2 separate regions of the Homo sapiens genome follow, and region 2 is linked to region 1. A link is a contact called in ENCODE Hi-C data. All regions are on one chromosome and are shown on one strand. The core of a region is the stretch at or near the end of the contact, and the rest is flanking DNA. Distances in the headings are between cores, read along the strand shown.

The links. A loop is a pair of places that touch in the nucleus more often than their neighbours do. Pooled maps may share reads with other maps.
Region 2: a pooled map shows a loop between it and region 1 (11-fold over the local background). The contact joins the promoter of DEPDC1B here to the promoter of PDE4D-AS1 in region 1. A Hi-C loop is called at or near these places in 5 of 50 pooled maps.

What each region holds. Positions count from the first base shown.
Region 1 is chr5:59,035,951-59,043,001 of GRCh38, forward strand. It overlaps PDE4D-AS1 (PDE4D antisense RNA 1), which reads left to right and starts at 3,816. Exons shown (of 2, transcript NR_198970.1): 1 at 3,816-4,120. It overlaps PDE4D (phosphodiesterase 4D), which reads right to left. Exons shown (of 15, transcript NM_001104631.2): 6 at 2,909-3,021. RefSeq lists a silencer at 3,185-3,254.
Region 2 is chr5:60,696,148-60,703,198 of GRCh38, forward strand. DEPDC1B (DEP domain containing 1B) reads right to left here and starts at 4,019. Exons shown (of 11, transcript NM_018369.3): 1 at 3,899-4,019. The coding sequence starts at 3,946. It overlaps LOC124900982 (a long non-coding RNA gene), which reads left to right and starts at 4,093. Exons shown (of 2, transcript XR_007058779.1): 1 at 4,093-4,194; 2 at 5,507-5,940.

The sequences.
Region 1 (7,051 bases), core at 2,566-5,065:
CAACCCTAGCCTTGGCCAAGAATTCAATAATTTTCCTGCTTCAATGCCATCAACAAGCAAGAAACATATATAATACCAATACAGGAAATACAGCTAGTTGCTCCTAGAGCATCATTTAAAAGCTGCTAATTGGCTAAGATGCCTTTTATTGAGAAGTCTAAGAAACAGAAATAATGTGTTAACCCAGTTTGTTAAATGGGTTTGAGGAATCAGTTTCCTCCTTCCTAATACCTAAATCCATCTCCATAATAAGTATTCTCTATCACCATTTAAAAATCCTGATCTCTTACTAGTGTTTTTATTGTGCTTTTCAATCTATTAGAGTAAATTTTTTAAAACCTCAAGAGAGAACACAGAAAACTGTCATAATTTTTCAAAGGCTAAAGGAGAATAAACTGAAAATATCAGTTTGAACACGTGTATGTAAAAAGAATGGATGGTAATAAAACTAACAACTGAAAAGCAATGTTTCTGACTCATTCATTCATACTCAAGAAATATCAAATAACTGAGTGGAGATGATGCAAGCTGTACACATTTCCAGTTCAGACTGAAGGTGTGGCAACACTCACAGGGGCCTTCCGATCAGCTGCTCCAACTCAGTTTACAGCTTTTGTGGATGTGGCTTATTCATGCCCTTGTTATGAAGAAGAAGGGTAACTTTACAACCTTTAGCAAGAGCTTTTTTTTCTTTCTGTGCTAACCCTTTTTTGTCTATAACAGTCATGTAAGCTTAGCACTGATTTAGAAATAAATAAGTTAAAGAAGACACGAATGGCTTGGACATTAAAAGTTTAAGCAACAGCTTAAGCTGAGCTAAGTTTAATGTTAAAAATTAGTGTGACAGCAATAATTTTTCAATTCAGCTCTGTCGTGGGCTAGGAAAAAATATCCTAATTTTTCAGCCACAAGACATAAACATTGCTAGAATGACTACATTTTGAAAAAATTATCTTCTCACTTTACCTAGATTTCATTTTAACCAAACAGACCAACCTCTCCTATTAAACCTGTAAATTAACTCAAAGTCTAATCTGGGGCCTTCATAATAAAGATTTTTTTTTTAAATCCCTGTCTTATCTGGTGCCTTTAAAAGAAAGGAATCATTTTAGGCAATTATTATGACCTAAAAAATTTTTAAATCTTAACGTATAGATTAATTCCTTGACAGCTGAAGTCATTTACAATACATTATTAAATTTCACATTCAGTTTTAAATCCAAACATAGATCTCAACATTAAGAATATGGATTTTAGGGAAAGTAACTAGCTGCTCAAATTCATTTAGCTGAAAAACTACTGTCGAATCACCTTGAAAATATACACTAATGCTTGCACATTGCTAAGTGGCTTTTGATTCTGCTCTTCATTTTCTTACACAGAATCAACCACACAATAGAATTAAGAACTCAGGCCCATGGCAAAGTGCTCCCATTTAGCAGTTAGGACACTGGACATATTCAGCATATGTCTACTGCTATTGAGAATCAAATTATGAAAACAAACTATATTTTATAAAACTAAGAATTTGTTACTCAGATGAGAATAAAGGTGCCTAATGCTACAGCAGGGGGTAAAAGTCCCAGTAAGAGAGCAATAATTGGTCATTCTGATGAGGAGCTGTGCCAAATTTAGAAATGAGGCACAAATGACAAAAAAATTGATCATCAGTGTGGACATGGGTAGGTCAGTGTGCATATGGGTAGGTTAGTATCTGCTGGCCGTGTCTACAGAGCCCCTTTTATTTATTTGAAGCCAACTTTTCACTTGACAATGCTACCTACAAAAGCACTGTTAATAGATAAGACAATCAAGTGGCTGTTATGCCGTGGCCTTTTTGTAAAAACTGCATGAGAACAGGTGGGATAAAAACCATAGAAAGGTAGAAAAAAAAAAGCATCACTCATTTAAAGATATGTGCACATAGATGAACTGTAAGATAATATAACCTTCTTGACCTTGTAAATAGGTGGCCAAAAATACTTAAATATCTTGACGAGGCAACTATTACTAATTGTCTCACAACATTACCAGTCCTTACTGGCTGAATCCTTCAGCCATCTGCATACGACATGCACAGGCAAATAGCCACTAAAAACATACACAATTCCAATTATCTCCTTGCATAACTAAAGACAAAAAGAACAGGAAATCCAAAAAATACAGCAAAACTGAAAACACTATACCTTGCCTTCCGTGCTATTTTAAGGCTGTCCCAGGCTGAAGGTTACTTCTCAGCCCTCAAAACTCCATTAACTGCCAAGACCAGCACCTTAGCACATATGGCACAGATGCCTAGTTGAAGCCTCCTTGTACTAAATGACCTCAAAAAACTGGGCTTTCTTTCCAAGATTAATGGAAACAAAAGTAATGATCATAAGGAACCTTCTAACTCTGTTAATGTTTCCTGCGGATATGTATGGCCAACTGAATATATAAAGGCTCAGTTCTTGCGGGGTACCCTGACAACTAGATGAATTAGGGTGAAGGTTCCAAGTTCGATGAACTCTTCTGAGTTTGAGTGCCCTAGGTGGTGACATTCAAGTGATTTCACAGACATCCACCAATTCTTATTTTCAACCGGGAATCCCAAGAACACCTTTAAACATGCAATGCCCATGGACCCTACTGGGTTTCTGCTGCAAGGGCTCAGTGTTACTTAGGAACCCTGTGTCTTGGGAGATACTTAAATTTAGCACGTCAAATTGCTTTTGGAAAATGTTTATCTGGCGTGACTAGGGGAGGCAAAGCAAGGAAACAGGAACCTCCCTCTAAGGAGCAGAATAGCCAACATGCAGTAAGCCTAAAAAACCTCTCAATTTATTTCCCGGGGCTATGGGTACCAGTGGCTCGCCGGCATGGGAATCAGCAGCCTGGGGGCACCAGTGACAGCAGAACCGGGGCTTACCTTGTTGGAGGCCATCTCACTGACGGAGTGCCTGGTCTGTAGGGTCTCTAGCTGGTCCAGACACCAGTCCAGCTCCTCCAGGGTCTCGCTGGCCAGTTTCTGGTAGGCCTCCTCTGCGAAGAGACAGGGAAAGGGGGACTCAGTTCTCAAGCGCTTCACGGGTCCGCTAGCGAGTTCAAAGGGGGCCATCCTGCCATACCCCGCCATGCTCGGATGCCCGGTGCCGGCACATGAGGGCTGCTCCTTCATATTGCCCAGCCCGGCAGTGCAACGGGGGCGGAGGCTGTGCTCGCGGGGCGGCCGGCCTCGGGGAGGCACGGTCTCTCCAGCTTGGCGTCTCGGGTCGGCCTCCAGGGAGGGCGTGCAAAGAGCGGCGAGCCAACTTTCACACAGCGACGCGAGCGGAAAAACCACTATGCGACTTTTCAACTGTGCGGCGGGCCCGAGTCCCAGTCCAGGAGCCCGGCTCTAGCGGATGGCGAGGGGGTGGCGAGCGCGCTTGGGTGCCCGCCCCGCAGAGGAGCGTCTGGTCCACAGCCGGATCTCCTCGGTCCCCAACCCGGAGCCGCGGCCCCACGCCCGCCCCGCCTGCCGAGCCTTCTGCACGGCACTTGAAGTGAATGAATCAGCCGCGGCCGGGTGCGCGGCCACCACGTTTCCTGTTTTCTTTCTCAACTCCTCGGGCGGCAGGCGCAGCGCGGCTCCAACGCCGCAGCTTTCCGGGAACACTCCCCCTCACGCCCCTCTCGGCCCTCGGCGCTGCCTGGCTCCTCCTCAACCCCCTTACGAAAAGATTCCGAATTGCAAAAGCCTGTCCCTGTCCGTGCCACCCGCCGCGTCCTTCCCCTCGAGCTCTGCCCCGGGGGCCCCGCCACCTCGCAGTGCCATCCCCCCGGCGCAGCCGGGCGCCACTCGCTTTGAAGTGCAGACGAGGAGGCGCGGGCGCGAGCGTGTGTGTCTGTGGGGCTGCTGTGGGACTGTCTGTGCTAGGAGAGCGGCGGAAAACCCGGCGTGGAGCGCCTGCAGTCCGCCGTCCGGGGTCGCGCCCGCCGCGGGGCTCAGGAGGGACCGGCACGCAGGCGCGCACGGCCGCGCACCTGTCTCGCTAGAACCCCGCGCGCCCCGCCGAGCCACTGCCCTCCAGGTTGCCCAGACCGCTGGAGCCTCTGCGACTCCACGACCGGCTGCTTCCTGCGAAGTTTCACAAACAAGGTTATTTAGGACCCTCAAGGTTTCTGAGGGTTTAAGTTTTAGGGTTTCTGGGGGTTCGTTTCTAAAGGCTTAGGATTCACCTACTTCAAGGAGGCAGGGTTGTGGGAATTAAGACCGCATTCTTTTTCTACCCAGCCCAGTCCCTACTAAGTACCAGACTTCTAAATGTTGGGGCGGACAGAAACAAGCAAACAAAATATACAATGTTGTGGGGTCGGAACGCTTTATAATTCACAAATTTGACAATAGGCTGCATTTTCATATGCCGAATTGCCTAAGAGTTCTCTTAAAGGAACAGCAATGTGAAAGAACCACATGGTAAGGAGAATTTACGCATGTCCTGCATACTACTCCTTTCCCCTGTGAATTGCATAAGACCTAGATGATCTTGGGCCAAGGAAGAAAATCTGGAAGGGTGTTTCTACCCACCATGTGCAGAGTACACTACAATTTTGAGAAAACGGAAAGACCATATTCAAAGGCATACAGAAAAGCCTGTTCTGTTTACAAAGGCTGACCCAGGGCACCAGGGACACTGTCCCTAAGCAGATCAGTTGTGGGAGAACTTTTCTACATTAGCATGCAATAAGCAAACCATTCATAGTGAGGAGAAGTCAAACTCCCAAGGGTCCATTTGATAAAACTTTGTCATTGTCGAGTGGAAAGAAGATACTGAGAAACTTACACTAAGTGGTGGGATCCCTTGTCTTTGTCTTTGAATCTACAGGTATTGGAGAAGAAATTCTGCCCTTGAAATTTAGACTCCATAAATTAACATGGCACAACAAATAAAGTTCATGGACTGAATTTAGGCTCCTGGGATTTTTGAGATAGCTTTTTATGTGAACTTTGTAAAAGTTAGAGTAACTTTTAAAGTAGTTGTTACATGTGCCACGTGGCTTATTGTTATCAAGAATACTTGAACTATTTACTGTTCACTTTGAGTACTCTAGGTTAAAATTTGCCTCTTTTTTGTTCTACTTCCTCCACCCCGCAGTCTATGTAAATATATACTTTAGATGGACAAACAACTGCCTAAACCTTGCCAGGTGAATTAAAGTTTCAGATTGAAGCTTTTTTTTCCCCCTTAACAAGCTTAAAGATATTAATAATTTTAAATGGTAAATATAAAATACCTGCTCTGTATAGCTTCCCCAATTCTAAGAATGTAAAAAATATTACATGCTTGTTATAAAAATTGAAGCATTACACACAAATATAGGAAGTCCATTGTAACCCCACACCCTAAAGATCACAAACAATACTTTCGCCTATGGCTCTAACACAATCATTTTCATTTTACTGAATAACTTCCATATGCAAGTATAGCATCACCTAGTTGCCATGGTAGTGCATCTACTATATGGTTTGGTTTTGATATTTTCCTCTCTCTCTCATTCCCATAATATAGGAATGTAGGAAATTTTAAGAGGACATTGACTTGTTTTATGATCATTTGAGCTGTCCATAGTTAGCCTATCCAGTGGATTAAAGATGCATAACCATTGTGTCTGGGATTTGTTCAGTGCCATCTTTTCAATCATTGGTTACAATGAAGCTGGGAGTCCCCTCTGAGGTTCGGCTTTCTGTGGCTCCTCTCCCCTGCACTCCAACTTTCTCAAAGCCTGAGCCTCAAGTGATTTCCCAGTAGCTAAGTAAACTGCCCCCTTCCTCCATCTTCACCAAGTTCCCAAAGCTGTTCAGACTCAGGCTTCAAATCTAACAGGATGTGGCTCCACACATTATATTTCAGTTGTTATTTTTTAATGTGGAAAATAATTCAGGAAAGTTTTGGCTAATGCTTCAAGACATCATGCACTTTATACACAGGATTTGTTCTTAAGAAGGTAGTATAGTGACAGGAGGAACAATTTACTTCAGAATATCCATTTTATGTCCAAGCCATGCACCAGCCACTTTTGACAGACAGGATTTGAGTATGATGATAAAATGGGGTAAGCATATATTTTAAGTTCTAACATCTGTATAAATAAGAAAAATGAAAAATCACTGGAACACATCTACATGCTAGTGAGAAAATAATTACTAACAGAGTAAAGTTTGCTCTGTGAAACTGTTGCTCAAATAAAGAATTATTCTTGATATTAGCATAGAGCTGAGAATATTGCTTTTTTCCAAATTCCTAGGTGAGTAGGCAATATAGCTAGCCACGATTTTTCAGGATCATTTGTAAAGCTTCACTTTTAGGAATTTTAACCCCAAGTGTTCTAAGACATCAAGTAACTGACCTTTTCATCCCGCCGAACAAACCTCAAAGTGGAGTTGCCAACTATCCCACAGGAAATTGAGTCACCACACCAAGCAACACACCTAAATGTCGACAGCTAGCAGGACAAAAACAGTGAGCCAGTTTAATTTTGGCTTTTACCAAGAACACATACTGCATTCATTAATAAAATACTTCCCCTCAACCCCTGCCAGAGTAGTATACACTGTGGCTCTCCTTAAAAATACATGAAAACTCTTTAACTGCACCAAATCTTGCTAAGTCAAGGAACTAAACAGAGAAAAACACCCAAGCAAAAACTATTGGCTAAACTCCCTAAAGGCTGGGAGAGGGCTATGGAACAGCAACTGAGAAATAAATTGAGCCTTGAAGGCCCCTGCTACAACAGCATCAGTTTTCTTCAAGGCACCTTTGAACTATGTAACACCCGCATTCTGCTGAGGCTCTTCTGTGAACAAACAGTCCTCAATTCTTGCGGGCCAGCACTTGGCTTCTGTCACAGTGATATGCTTAGAGGTTCCCCTGACACATGGCCTGAAACTGTGCCAGGGGCTCCAGGAGAAGATGCTGAAGAAGCAGCTTCCTTTTGAAAAAGGAAAAAAGTAATCACCTCAGAGCCACAGCAGTTAGCTAGAGGTTGAGGTCATTTTTTGTGAAATGTTCAGTCCATTACTCTTACCCAC
Region 2 (7,051 bases), core at 2,769-5,268, 1.7 Mb after region 1:
TCAGTTCTCAGAATTTTACTCTTCAGCATGAGCTTTCAATTCATTGCATTCTCCCACACAGGAAAAAAAAATCCATTAGGATTCAGAATGGATTAACTGCTCTATTGCTACTGACTTTTATTTCATACTAGAAAATGTCTAATAAAACATCTTTATCAAAGTCTCATTGCCCCTTTTAAAAAGAGCATTTATAAATAGACTTTTGAATTTACTCATTTTGATTTTGAATGGCATTTATCATTATGGGTTATATTTCCTTAATATATGAAATACTTTAGATTTTTTAAAGCCTACTGAGGTCACTTTGGTCTCTGTTCCCACTTATTTCCAAATATAACTAAGGGGTTATTTGGCTACTCTGCTCAGAAAGAAAAATAAGTATCTTTAAATAATCTAACAATATACCATTCTCAGTCACTTTTGGAAACAAAATATCCTCTGTCAATAAATAACAAGAAAGAGCTTGAGTTTTTTTTTCATGACATTATATTTGAAGAGAATCTTTACAACAAATGGAACAAAACAGATTTGTTTTATGATTTTAAAACACTTTTTGTTTTGCTCTACTTATTAATTTCAGTCCCCTAGTTTCTCAGGAAAAAATAAAATCACACAATTGTTTTTTCTTAACATGATGAGGCAAACTATAAGACATACACCTACTGCTGTGCATCCTGTTCTTTTCTCCAGGATATTCCATTTCATTTCTTCTTAGTACCAAAAATATTATGATAGCGGTGCTATAAAGAAAACTGACTGGTCTGGGAGTTCAGTGACAACCACTCCTAGATCTACTTGCACTTGCCACAACCTCGTTGTGTGATCTTGCCATTCTAACTCTCAGATTCAATGAAAGCTGTATGTCTTTTAAAATTTATCAGTTGCATCAGACCATATATATAACTCAGAATAAGTTCAAAGATTTAAGCAGTTTCTAGAAAAAAAATTTTTCTCTCTACTTGAATGAACTATTTATACCAAGTTTACAAAGATGAAAGTTATTTCAGTGAAAATGTATAAATGGATAACTAGCTTCACATTTATCATGAGTTGGGGCTGTCATTTGACTTTTGTCATAACATTTTACCTAATCCACAAAATGTTATTTTCAAATAAGACTTTGGTGCTTTAGAAAAAGCACCAAAGAGCTTTTTCTAAAGCTGTACATGCTTTGAGAAAGTAAAGTGAGCCATGAAAGGAGAAAATAAAGGCCTAGTTTTTGTATCCCAATAGATTTTTACCAAGCTTCCCCTGAAGAAAGTTTAGAATGAGCATGATGGGAAAAGGGAGAAATTGTATGCTGCAGATAGAGGGAGGAAAGGCCAACTAGGTCCAACAAGTAAAAAGAGGACTAGTCTCAAACTATTAAATATATGATTTACCTAGCAAAAGCTTTAAGTCACAGCTGAATTACACTGGGGAAACAATTACAGACTTTACAATGGAAAGAAGCATCTTCAATGTTGGCTGCAATCACTGACAGCAGGAATACTCACTTTTGAAAAAAAAAATTGGCTATTGTTTTCTGTTTTCCACATCTTAGTTTAATATTATGTTCCTCAAACACTATGAAGTTGAGAACTGAATTGATTACCTGGGAAATTCTGGTGAAACTGAGGTGTTTGTTTCATTAATTATCCATGTCATTTATCTTCTTAACTTAATCAACCTAAATTTAGCCTGAATATTATTTGTTAGGGACTGAAGACTTCTAGAGAGCAGAGAGCACCTTTTTTTAATTAAACAAATTCCTTTGATAATATTTTAATGTGACTCAAGAATCCAGCACTATCTATATATGGACCCTCTGCATCCATGAAAAGAAGTACCTCATACAATTCTGTGAATATGAGACTAAAATACAATTCCAATTATGAGGTATTTTTTTTTTAGTCTAATGCAGGAAGAATGAAGACTAGTCACGTCAAGAACCACAGCCTTGCTATGTTTTCCTTGTGTAAGTGCTGTAAATAAATTGGTGAAGGGAATGATCAAATGCCTTATTTTCCTCCCTAAAGTTAGACTTATCAATATTCTTGACCCCAGATCATTCTGGTGTCTATACTGTATAGAGTGTTCGCAAAGATGAGTGCAATGATTCTTCCCATCCTCTCCACATGCACCTCTGTGGCTTTGCCACCCTGCCCATCAAGAAGTGGAGTTGAATTTCTAGAATCTGGATTTAGCTGTTTAACTTGCTTTGACCAATGAGATTTGAAGAAAAAGTCACAAGCTGAAACTTCCTTTTAGCTACGTTGGAACCATGAGACCACTACGTGAAGATGCCTCCGATAACCTGTTAGAGATATCTGGCCCAGGTAACAGCCAGGACCAAGTCAAGCAGCCATCTTCCATCATCCAGTAATAGCCAAGTCACATTATTTGTGGCACATGAGTGACCTCCACAAAAGAACCATTGACATGAGTCTAGCCCAGATTACTGATCCAAAGGATGAGCAAATAAAATGCTTGTCTTTATGCCAAATAAAACAATGTCACAGACTCTCCCAATCTCCTTATTATTTTTTTTTTTTTTTGAGATGGAGTTTCGCTCGTTGCCCAGGCTGGAGTGCAATGGCGCGATCTCAGCTCACTGCAACCTCTGCCTCCCAGGTTCAAGAGATTCTCCTGCCTCAGCCTCCTGAGTAGCTGAGACTATAGGCGCATGCCACCATGCCCAGCTAATTTTTGTATTTTTAGTACAGACGGGGTTTTGCTGTGTTGGCCAGGCTGGTCTCGAACTCCTGACCTCAAGCGATCCATCCCCTTAAATCATGTAAAATTTCATGAGTATGTGCCATGTGCAGTTTTCTGTGAAGAAGATCCTTAATCTTCATCAGATTCTCAAAGCGATCTATGAGCCAAATTTAAAAAGTAAAGACCCATCAGCCCCAACTATGATTTCTCTTCCAGAAGCTGGCCTTCTCAGCTCTGGCTTGACTTACTGGTATAGTGTGTGGCTGGCTTTGGAAAGAAAAGGAAACTCTATTTACATTATCTGTATCCCAGCATCCTCACCTCTTCCATGAGTCTAGCTGAGTAAGAGTTTGGATGTTAGTTCCCATCTTTTCCTGTGTATTCATTATAATGCATGGAACTATGAGAGTAATTCCCATGTTAAATGTGGCCAGAGAGGTCGGCAGACCAAGGAGCAAGTTACTGTCCTCCCAAATTACCATTACACTTCCACAGAAAGTCCTCTAAAAACTTGCCACAGACATTACCAAACTGTCACCCTTTATTGTTCCAAGTCAAAGCAGACCAAGTACACCTCAATACCAAAGCTTTTCTCCCAGAAAAAAAAAAAAAAAAAAACAGGAACTCAGAGTCGGCAAAGACTCTCCTAAAACATCTGTCCTGGCCAGCTCTTCATCTGGATCGGTGCTGACAGAAACAGAAACGCCAGGGGCCGGAAATGCGGCCAGCGCGATGCCCCTCTGTTCTGGGCACCGTTTATTCGAATACCCCGTCAGGTATCATCAGGTGTCACTCAGGAAGGAGACACGCCCTGCCTGGACTGCCGCGAACGCTGAGCGTTACGGGGTACGTGGTGGCCCCTCAGGTTACCGACCGGGTCGGTTAGATTCCAGAGGACAAAAGGCAGGGAACAGCCTGGTCTTGGGGTCTTTAAACAGAGAGGCGCCATCTACTGCCGAGAACCCAGTCAACATCTCATGGACAAAGCTGCACTAACCCCCGGCCGGCTGAGCTCTGGGCCCCGTTAGCCTTTCTTTGAGGCTCGTCCACTAAAAGGCAGCCCCAGTAGTCCCAGCTGAAATGCTCCACACCCGAGCCCCGCTGGCCTGCGGAAGCGAAGACTGACAAGCACTCTGTCCGCGCGCTGAGTGGGGGCTCGCGGCACCGGGTGCTCCGCCCAGGCCCCAGCACACTCACTCACCAGCCTGGTAGCTCGGTACGGCCCGGGCCCCACGATGCGATGCTCCATGGCGCGTAGGCAGCAGCGGCCGCAGCCGCGCCAGCGCTGATCCCCGCCAGCCGGAGGAGCAGCAGTTTGAATCCCAAGCCCGCGGGCTGCGGGCGCTGATTGGGCGGCGCGGCAGCACGTCACCGGAAATGCGCGGGGAGGCAGGCGTCTTCTCCGAGACCCGCGGCGCTGGGAGCTCCGCGTGCGAACTTGCCCGGGGCGAAATCTGTTGCCCACCCTGGTCCCACCGTGCGAGCACACCTAGGCAGGTGCGACTAAGGGGCCGGGGGCGTCTCCCCAGCGCTGGAAAACGCTGTGCAGCGCCCTTCCCAGATTTCTGCGTCCGCGCAACACAAACACACGCAACGCTATCTCTACAAAAGGGTCAATAATAGGTGTTATCCAGCGACCGAAACCCAGCTTTGGGCCGCGTGGATAAATACCTGTCCTCCCTACCAAGTGCACTGTGAGCCTGGAGGTGCTGCTAACGCTGGGAGAAGCGGTAGTGAAATGAAGCGAGGCGACAGCTTTTACCAGTGTAGGGACATTTAAAAACGGGATAGAGAGCACAAGGAGCGTAGACAGTGTGTTAAGGGCAATAAAGAGCGGGAAGGGAGCCCCGATTCCTCTTCTGTTTGTTCTCATGATAGTCTTTTCCCCTTTAATTTGAGTTCTATGTTTTGTATTGGGCTGATACTTTTAGTCCTCGGCAATAGGGTTGTGAGTCCTTTTTTGACTGCTTAGAATTTTCCCCCTGGGAATTGCTAGTCCGATTTGCAATCTTTCAGAGGGACAAATGAAGTAACTCCATATACTTAGGACTCTGTACACCTACTCAAATTTGGTCATCTCGGTAAGTACCCAGGACAAGACGTTGAAGGAGTGAAGGTGTGCCATTCCAAAATATGCCTAATTGGTATATTGATTATTTCGAGCGGAAAACATTGGAGAAATGGTAGTTTCAGAAAGGGCAAGCTGACCTGCCTCTTCGATGCAGCAGGCCACAAAGATTTCTCTGGGATGGGCATCCTCTCCCTACCACGGTGAGAAAATAGCCTTTATCACCAAAGGCTTGGAATTGAAGGCTGCAGTGGACCTGAATAAACATTCTTAACGAAGTAACCCTATCTTCCACTAGGAGATATAGGAGATTTTTTACATATATCTTCTAGTGACTCCCTAGAAAATGTTACTGCCTTTGTGAGCTGTGGAAGTTAACTCGAGTCACAGGGCACCAAAATATGTTAGCAGCTGCCCATATCCGAGACACGGCCCCAAAGTATGTTACAGGCAGTGAATTCCTACAGATCTGCAGCAACCTCAATTCTTGACTCCTCAGAAGAAAGAGTTCGACTGAGGGGCATAAGGCAAAAGGAGAGACCAAGGCAAGTATTAGAACAGAAGTGAAGTTTATTAAAAAGCTTTGAATGAAAGGAAGTACACTTGGAAGAGGGCCAAGCCAGTGACTTGAGAGATCTAGTGCGTAGTTTGACCTTTTGACCTGGGGTTTTATACGTTGGCATACTTCTGGGGTCTTGCTTTTGGGGCTTTGCATTACTTCTCTCCTGATTCTTCCCTTAGAGTGAGCTGTCCACAGGCGCATACTTGAGCCCACTTGCCCAACTCCTAAGATCTTATCGGGAAGCTGCTGATCAACAGTTCAAGTGTTTTCTATTAGGAGACTGCCTTTCCCTGGTGCCGGCTGTGACCAACTATTATTTTAGAGAGACAATTAACAACCACCTGACCATCACCTGATGGCTGCCTGACATTCCTGATGTGTGTGTGTATGAGGGGGAGCCCTCTCCTGCCCTGCTCATGCCTGACTAGCTACCTACTGTAACACCTTAACCAGATTTTCTTTGTCATGGCTTTTCTTCTCAAATTTATCTCTCTTTACCTAAAAAAATGAATAAAAGCATCTTACTTTGGCCACTTCTTCAGACTTCACTCTCTTGTGAAGATCCCCATGTGCACATAAAACTAATAAAATGTGTATACTTTTCTCCTGGTAATCTTCCTGGTGTCAGTGTGGTTTCTAGATACAACTGGAGAGCTCATTAAGAGGTAAAAGGGAGCTTGGAGGTGATCTCTGGCTCCCCTATAACATCATAAGAAAGATCTAAGTAAGGGATTGGACCACCTCTTCTCATCCTCAAAACCACACCACTACCACCACCCATTTGCTGCCTTAGGTTTTTATTTAGCCCAAGAAATGTCCTGAGATGATACATATATATTGCTTTTGTAATTAGAAAAAGCAATTTAAAATTTTTTTCTTACTTCCAGTAAGTGAATCCTTATCAGAACTTTTTTTCTTTTAACCTCTAAGCTCCATGGAAGAGATCTTCTTGTCCTTGGCAAGGAATATAAAGAGATACTTGTGTCCTTGACACAAGAAGCAGGAGAAAGGGAATTTTAAAGCCTTGTCTGAGACCTGCCACCACCTATCATGGTGGTGAAACTAGAATCTGATACAAAACATTATGTCCAGCATTATGCAGCTTTCTAGTTCGGTAAGTATCACAGACTGTGAAATTCCATAGATCTGGATTTCAATAATGACTGGTACTGCTTACCAGTGGAGTGACTTCAAGCTAATTATTTAATTTCCATCTACTCACTGGTAAACTGGGAATATTAATGATTATCTTGCAGAGTTGTAAGGATGTATGTAAAGTGCTAAATATAGTGCCCAGCATGTATTTAAAGTGCCCAGCATATAGCAGTAATAAAAAGAACTATATATTTTTTTAAAAAAATCATGCCAGCTTCTTGAGCATTTCCCAAGAGCCTGTTATTAGCCATAGACAAGATGGCTGTTACTAGAAAGGCATACTTCCAAAGGATCTACATATCAGAAGACACAAAGAGTCATTGCACGGGCCAGGGACATCTCCCCAACGCTGGACAATGCTGTGCAGCACCCTTCCCAGACTTCTGCACTCACGCAACACAAACACACACACTATTTCTCTACAAAAGGGTCAATAAAATGGTGTCATCCAGCGATGCCTCATGCCTATAATCCCAGTACTTTGGGAGACCAAGGCAGGTGGATCACTTGAGCCCAGGAGTTCAAGACCAGCCTGGGCAACATGGCAAAACACTGTCTCTACTAAAAAT